3 separate regions of the Homo sapiens genome follow, and regions 2 and 3 are each linked to region 1. Evidence: chromatin loops called from intact Hi-C (ENCODE). Cell type or tissue: ascending aorta. All regions are shown on one strand.

Evidence for each region. Hi-C counts contacts between places; a loop is a spot of excess contacts. Peaks named below come from ENCODE experiments on the same cell type or tissue, not always from the same donor. Only the 100,000 strongest peaks of a DNase experiment are listed, where the experiment ranks them.
Region 2: it touches region 1 in a loop (2.7-fold over the local background); 25 of 110 quality-filtered maps call a loop at or near these places.
Region 3: it touches region 1 in a loop (2.8-fold over the local background); 80 of 110 quality-filtered maps call a loop at or near these places.

Annotation. Positions count from the first base shown.
Region 1 is chr1:146,011,994-146,014,493 of GRCh38, reverse strand. No RefSeq gene overlaps it. Among named protein-coding and RNA genes, the nearest start is that of HJV, 8.5 kb to the left of the region's middle. In ascending aorta, a CTCF peak has its summit at 1,310 (motif pointing right); a DNase peak (open chromatin) is centred at 1,313.
Region 2 is chr1:145,908,900-145,911,399 of GRCh38, reverse strand. It overlaps ITGA10 (integrin subunit alpha 10), which reads left to right and starts at 1,350. Exons shown (of 30, transcript NM_003637.5): 1 at 1,350-1,437. The coding sequence starts at 1,386. PEX11B (peroxisomal biogenesis factor 11 beta) reads left to right here. Exons shown (of 4, transcript NM_003846.3): 4 at 1-50. In ascending aorta, a CTCF peak has its summit at 1,156 (motif pointing right); DNase peaks (open chromatin) are centred at 1,219 and 2,219; H3K4me3 peaks cover 1,266 bases; H3K27ac peaks cover 1,978 bases.
Region 3 is chr1:145,890,548-145,893,047 of GRCh38, reverse strand. It overlaps ITGA10 (integrin subunit alpha 10), which reads left to right. Exons shown (of 30, transcript NM_003637.5): 30 at 185-1,840. The coding sequence ends at 250. Among named protein-coding and RNA genes, the nearest start is that of ANKRD35-DT, 5.6 kb to the right of the region's middle. In ascending aorta, a CTCF peak has its summit at 1,010 (motif pointing left); a DNase peak (open chromatin) is centred at 967; H3K4me3 peaks cover 1,146 bases; H3K27ac peaks cover 2,500 bases.

The sequences.
Region 1 (2,500 bases):
TACACTTACCATACAAACCAGACATTCCAAACTTAGGTACTGACCCAAGAGAAATGATAACATGTGCTGCACAAAAACTTATATACAAATGCTTATAACAGTTTTATCTGTAATAACCAAAAACTGGAAACAACTCAATGTTGAAATGGTGAATGGATACACCAACTGCAGTAAATTCACATAATTGAATACACAGCAATAAAATGAAATTAATTCCTGATATACACAACATGGATAAATCTCAAAGTAATTATGCAAGTGAAAAAAGCTGTTGCCCCGCAAAAAAAAAAAAAGAGTATATACCATCTGCTTCCATTCATATCAAATTATTAAAAATCTTCAGCAGATCATGGACTGTAAAAATATATAAAATGTTAGCAAACATATAGTGAGAAAAGGTGATCAATGGTTGCTTAAGGAATGGGCAGAGTGAAGGAGGGATGGCTTACAAAGGGGCATGAAGTAGGCCGGATGCGGTGGCTCACACCAGCAATCCCAGCATTTTGGGAGGCTTAGGAGGGTGGATAACTTGAAGCCAGGGGTTTGAGACCAGCCTGGCCAACATGGCAGAACCCTGTCTCTAATAAAAAGCCCTGTCTCTACTAAAAACCCTGTCTCCACTAAAAACCCTGTCTCCACTAAAATGCCCTGTCTCTACTGGGTGTGGTAGCATGAGCCTGAAATCCCAGTTACTCAGGAGGCTGAGGCACAAGAATCGCTTGAACCCAGGAGGTGGAGGTTGCACAAAGCCGACATCACGTGACTGCACTCCAGCCTACGCGATACAGCAAGACTCTGTCTCAAAACAACCCAAAGGGGCATGACGAAACTCATGGGGGTGATAGATATGTTCATCATTTTGATTGTGACAGTGGTTTCATGGATATATATATATATTTGTATATGTCAAAACCCATGAAATGACACACCTTAAATATGTACAATTTATCATACACCAAGTATACGTCAATAAAGCTGTAGTTTTTTTTTTTTTTAATTGAGTAGCACATCTTTCTCTCTTTTCTTGGTAGATCAGACAAAAGGCTTAGAATGACCATAGCATGACAAGGAAGATTACAACAGAGACTTTTCTTCTTCTAGGAAACATACAAAAGAAGAGGATAACAGAACAAAGGAAAGACCTTATTTAGTGATTTTATATTCTCCGCTACTCCTATGACAAGGACCACATTCCTTCCTCCAGAATGTCATTCTCAAAGTCAGAGACCACAGAAAGGAGATTTTCCGATTTAAGAACATCAACCCTGTGAATCATAATTCTGTCTTTCCACTTCACCAAGAGTCAGCAGGTGGTGCTAGTGACTAAAAAGTGACTTGGCAGACAATGAGGCAAGTTTCCAGGAAAAGAAAAATTATCGTCTAAGATTATCTGATATGTTGACCATTTGAAAGAAAATATTAATAGGCATTTGCCAGAATTGACATTTAGGAAATAAACTGAAGATAGGTACATAGTAAACAAAGTAAAATTTTAAATAAATTATAATTTAACAATAAAGGGTTGTTCAAGACATGAAACAATCAATATATACTACTTGGCTCCTCAATGGATATCATTTACACAGTAATACTAATGTAAACACTGACTATTGATTCAGCCAGAACTATGCTATAACTTTCTATTGGGAGGATGAGGTAAGGGGAAAGGAAAGGTGGGAATATAGCATGATGTAAGAGTTAAAATTTCAATTACTATAACCATAAGAGAGTAGATATGTCTAATATTTATTTTGTTTCCTTTTTTTTTTTTTTTTTTGAGACAAGAGTCTCTCACTGTTGCCCAGGCTGGAGTGCAGTGGCGCAATCTCAGCTCACTGCAACCTCTGCATCCCGGGTTCAAGCGATTCTCCTGCCTCAGCCTCCCAAGTAGCTGCGACTACAGGCATGCACCACCAGGCCCGTCTACTTTTTGTATTTTTAGTAGAGATGGGTTTCACCATGTTGGTCAGGCTGGTCTCAAACTCCTGACCTCAAGAGATCCATCCACCTCAGCCTCTCAAAATATATATGTAATGTTAGCACATATATAGTGAGAAAAGGAGCTCAATGGTTGCTTAAGGGATGGGCAGAGAGGAGGAGGGATGGCTTACAAAGGGGTATGAAGCAGGCTCTGTCGCTCTCGCTGTATCGCCAGACTGGAGTGCAGTGGCCCAATCTCAGCTCACTCTATCCTCCATCTCCCGGGTTCAAACAATTCTCATGCCTCAGCCTCCCAAGTAGCTGGGATTACAGGCGTGAGCCACCACACCCAGCCTAGTTGTATTTTTATATTTTCAACACCTAGTCTGGCACATGATCTGTAAATGTTTTTAATAAGGAAAATAGTCCAGGCACGGTGGTTTACGCCTGTAATCCCAGCACTTTGGGAGGCCAAGGCTGGCGGATCACCTGAGGCCAGGAGTTCAAGACCAGCCTGGCCAACATGGGAACCCCATCTCCACTAAAAATACAAAAATTAGCCCAGCGTGGTGGCGTGGGC
Region 2 (2,500 bases), 100 kb after region 1:
GAAGAGCAAGCCTTTCAGGTAAGCAAATTAAAGTTCAGTTTGCTCATCGACATTTGGTCTGGTCCCTCATTTTTTGGTAATTTGAGGCCCCTATTCCTGTCACTGTGGTTTGGGTTTTTCTCGGGATTAGCCACTAACATCACCCACATTATTTTTCTTGAGCACCTACAGTATGTAAAGCAACATACTTAGTGGGCATCCAAAAATCTAAGAAGCTCCACACTCCCAACTTTAAGAAGTTTATAACCTAGCTGAGGAGTTGGGGTGGCAGAGGAGTGGTCTAATACTAAAGTTATTGTCCTGGCTCCACAAAGCACATCTCATACCAGTTCAGATATAATCCCTCTAAGAAGCAGAATGCCATATGACAGCATAGGCTAAGAGCCAAGGACAGAACCAAGTGGAGTGGGGCTGGTAAGGATTTGGAGCTGTGTCTTCACAAGTTGAGACTCCCCTGGGTGGGTAGGGAAATGATACCACTGCTATCAGCTCTTTCATTTTCCATATTCCAGGTTGAGATAAATAAGGTTAGGAAGTGAATCTATCGGCCAGGCGTGGTGGCTCACGCCGGTAATCCCAGCACTTTGGGAGGCCGAGGCAGGTGGATCTCTTAAGGTCAGGAGTTCAAGACCAGCCTGGCCAACATGGTGAAACCCTGCCTCTACTAAAAATAAAAAATTAGCCAGGCATGGTGGCATGTGCCTGTAGTCCCAGCTACCTGGGAGGCTGAGGCATGAGAAATGCTTGAACGTGGGAGACAGAGGTTGCAGTGAGCCAAGATTGTGCCACTGCACTCCAGCCTGGGTGACAGAGTGAGACTCTGCCTTAAAAAAGAAAAAAAAAAATCTGAATCTATCTCCTATCTCCCAGCTGGGTGCAGTGGCTCACTTTGGGAGGCTGAGGTGGGAGGATTCCTTGAGTTCAGGAGTTCAAGACCAGCCTGGGTAACATAGTGAAACCCTGTCTGTATTCTCAATATAAATAATTTGTCTAAAACTTTTAAACAAAAGTTTAAGATTCTTTTCTTATAAAAAAGAATCCATCTCCCACTCCTGTTCCAAATTTGAGGAAAGCATTATTGACCTGGCAACAATAAACAGTAGAAAAAAAGAAATAGCAGAAATGGGCAAAAAAATATGTTCTCTGGATATAGAGATGAGGCCTCCAGGGGGCAGCACCAAGGCAGAGAAATAGACTAAGATCGCTCAGTGTTTTCCTTGGTCTGGGGCTCCCCACAGTTCCCCACCATCACTCCTCCCATTCCTTCCAACTTTATTTTTAGCTGCCATTGGGAGGGGGCAGGATGGGAGGGAAAGTGAAGAAAACAGAAAAGGAGAGGGACAGAGGCCAGAGGACTTCTCATACTGGACAGAAACCGATCAGGCATGGAACTCCCCTTCGTCACTCACCTGTTCTTGCCCCTGGTGTTCCTGACAGGTGAGGGAAGTTAACTTCTTGGTTTCTGGTGGGGATGGAAGATACATAGATTGTTTGGAATTGGGACCATTATAGTTAAAATTCTTTGGGATTTAGGTTAGGAAGCGAACACTGGTTGTACATTTCTTGTATGTGTGTCTGTGTCCTTGTGCATTTTTATGCCCTCACATATGACTGTTTGAATATTGAGACTGGCAGGGGCTAAAGCTGCCTAGGACCTTGTGTAAGATTTGTATCTAATAATTATATAATATATAATGTATAATTATATATTATATATAATATACATATAATATATAACAATTATATATTATATATAATATACATATAATATATAACATAATTATATATTATATATAATATACATATAATATGTAACATAATTATATATTATATATAATATACATATAATATATAACATAATTATATATTATATATAATATACATATAATATATAACATAATTATATATTATATATAATATACATATAATATATAACATAATTATATATTATATAGTTATATATTGTATATAATAATTATTATTATTTTTTAAAGATAGGGTCTCACTTTGTTGTCTAGGCTGGAGTGCAGTGGTGCAACCACAGCTCAGTAGTTGGGACTACTAGGTACGCGCCACCACGCACAGCTAATTTTTTTTTTTGAAACAGGGTCTCACTCTGTCATTCAAGCTGGAGTGCAGTGGCATGATCATGGCTCACTCTAGCCTCAACCTCCCAGGCTGAGGTGATCCTTCCACCTTAGCCTCCCGAGTAGCTGGGACTATAGGCGTGTGCTACCACGCCTGGCTAATTTTTTTTTTTTTAGAGACAGAGTTTTGCTATGTTGGCCAGGCTGGTCTTTAACTCCTGGACTCAAGCAATCCGCCCCCGACAGCCACCCAAAGTGCCGGGATTATAGGCATGAGCCACCATGCTTGGCTGAGATTTGTATCTAAATATATAAAATCTTCATCCTAAGCCCTATAGGGGTAAGGAGACAAAAAAGAAATGTGATGTGACCTTCCACGTGGCTAGTCTGATTCCTATTATCCCCTCCCTAAC
Region 3 (2,500 bases), 120 kb after region 1:
CATGCCCAGATCTCCTTCACTGTACCCCACAAATGTTGGTTAAATTATTCTAAGCCAAATAAAATAAATTTGAATTCCATTTTTGGAAACAGAACAAAAGTGAAGACCTCAGATAAGTCTGAGAGCTACTGGCAAGGTTCCCAGTCTAGGCATTTGGCAGTGACGCTTATCTTTTCTTCTACAGCTTGGCTTCTTTGCCCATAAGAAAATCCCTGAGGAAGAAAAAAGAGAAGAGAAGTTGGAGCAATGAATGTAGAATAAGGGTCTAGAAAGTCCTCCCTGGCAGCTTCTTCAAGAGACTTGCATAAAAGCAGAGGTTTGGGGGCTCAGATGGGACAAGAAGCCGCCTCTGGACTATCTCCCCAGACCAGCAGCCTGACTTGACTTTTGAGTCCTAGGGATGCTGCTGGCTAGAGATGAGGCTTTACCTCAGACAAGAAGAGCTGGCACCAAAACTAGCCATGCTCCCACCCTCTGCTTCCCTCCTCCTCGTGATCCTGGTTCCATAGCCAACACTGGGGCTTTTGTTTGGGGTCCTTTTATCCCCAGGAATCAATAATTTTTTTGCCTAGGTGCCTGACTCCTTTCAGATTCCCTCTTTATCTTCCCTCACAGTTTGGAAAGGATGAGGGTTATCTTCCTCGATTCTTCCACCCTCTCACTTTCCTGCCTGTTCCCCACTCCACAGGAGGGAGCTGACGTTGGCTTGAAAGGAGTAAAGTCAACATCTGCTGCTTTCCTGTGGACTCTGGTGATTCATAGAGCCGGATGGGGAGAGTCAACAGGAAAAAAGGAGGGAGGAGGAAAAGCCACAAGAGACATTCTGTACAATTCCAAGGAACAGAGAAGCCTTTAGACAGGCAACTGCCATCCCCCCTGAAACCTGAGACCTGTAGTGCACTCGACCGCCCTCAGGTGTTGGTGAAACAGAGCTGCCCCCAGGCTCGCTGGGCATAGGCTTCCTGATTCCAAGCCTTTTCTGGGAGCAAAGCCAGGGCCTGGTGCCTGATTTTCTGAAGCCAGGAGCCCTCAGGTGGCTGGAGCTGGAATAGCAGGGAGGACTGGGTGTACCTAGGCAGTATTTTCTCTACTTCTCTCAAGTCTTATACTCACTCTTGAGCCCTCCTTGGGGCCTGCTTAGAAAGCAGACAGGAGAGAGAGTACTGCTACTTGATGATGGGAAATGCTTTCACTTTACCAGCTTTGGGAAGCAGCAGCCCCATGGGATCTAAAAGTGTGGAGTCTGCATTAAGAAACCTACATGGGTGGCATGGGGCTCTGGGGAGCAAGCCCTTACTTGCTCAGCACTGGTTATGTAGCACAAATAGCTCCTAGGAAAATGTTTCTGGGGCAACCCTAGAACCCTGGTCATATTTTGCAGGGTTTCTCTGGTGGAATCAGTTTGCCAGCCCTTGCTTGATGCTTACTGGAAATCTCCAGGTTAATTTCTATCTCTGATCCCTCCCCAACCCACTCCATATTTGGGTCATGGACAGTAAAGGCAGTTGGATTCTCATAGACAACTGGGTAACTTATATTTCTTTGTAATCAAGACTTGAGATATCGAAGTCAGTTATTGGTCTCCAGAGTGCAGCTCTGGGAGCCTTTTGAAGAATCAGCACTCATTAAGAGCTGAGAAGAGAGAAGACCTGATTGGGTGGTTGACTAGCAGTCACAGAACCTGTCCTCCCAGGCTGTTCCTGAGGCCTGACCACAGTATTTATTTTGGCATGTCTCTGGCCTTCTGCAGAGGCCCACCCTCATGGGCATTGTCTCTGTTTCCCAGTGGGGTGGACAGTATATCAGATGGTCAGAACAAATAAAGTTCAGTGTCAAATGACTTTTGGCTCTATATGTATTCCCTAGGATATAGACTGCTCAGTAATAGTGAGAGGTAGATACTTGTTTTGCCTGGGATTTTACAGAGTGGAGTCCCTGGAAGGCAAAGTTAAGAAGTATTTTAAATGTTTTCTGTGGCTTTCCCACAGGAGATGTATTCTAGCCTCCTGTAATTCTCACCTGCTTAAGTGACCAGAAAGTATAAAGGTCTGGGAAGCACAGAGGTTTAGATTGAAATCCTATCTGCCATTTATTAGCTGTATGGCCTTCAGCAAATCATAACTTCCTTGAGGCTCAGATAATAAAAGGCTGTGTATTACAGTGGTTAACAATGAAGGCAGATTTGGGTTTAAATCTAGGCTACACAACTTAAAAAGTCTGTTTGACCTAGGACAGACTTAACTTCTCTAAGTCTTGGCTTTCTCATCTTTAAACCTATTAGGGTCATGAAGACAAAATGAAATAATCCAAGAAAAGTGAGCATTTAGTAAATGCTCAGTAAATGGTAACTATTATTATAAAACTATTTTGTCATAAAATAATCTACCATATCATGCCTTGTGAGGATTAAGGGAGAAAGTATACTGGAGCACCAGGTGGTGGTGTTCCTGCTCTCTGACCCATCTCCCAGATTGTGAAGATGTGTTTCTACGTGCTGTTG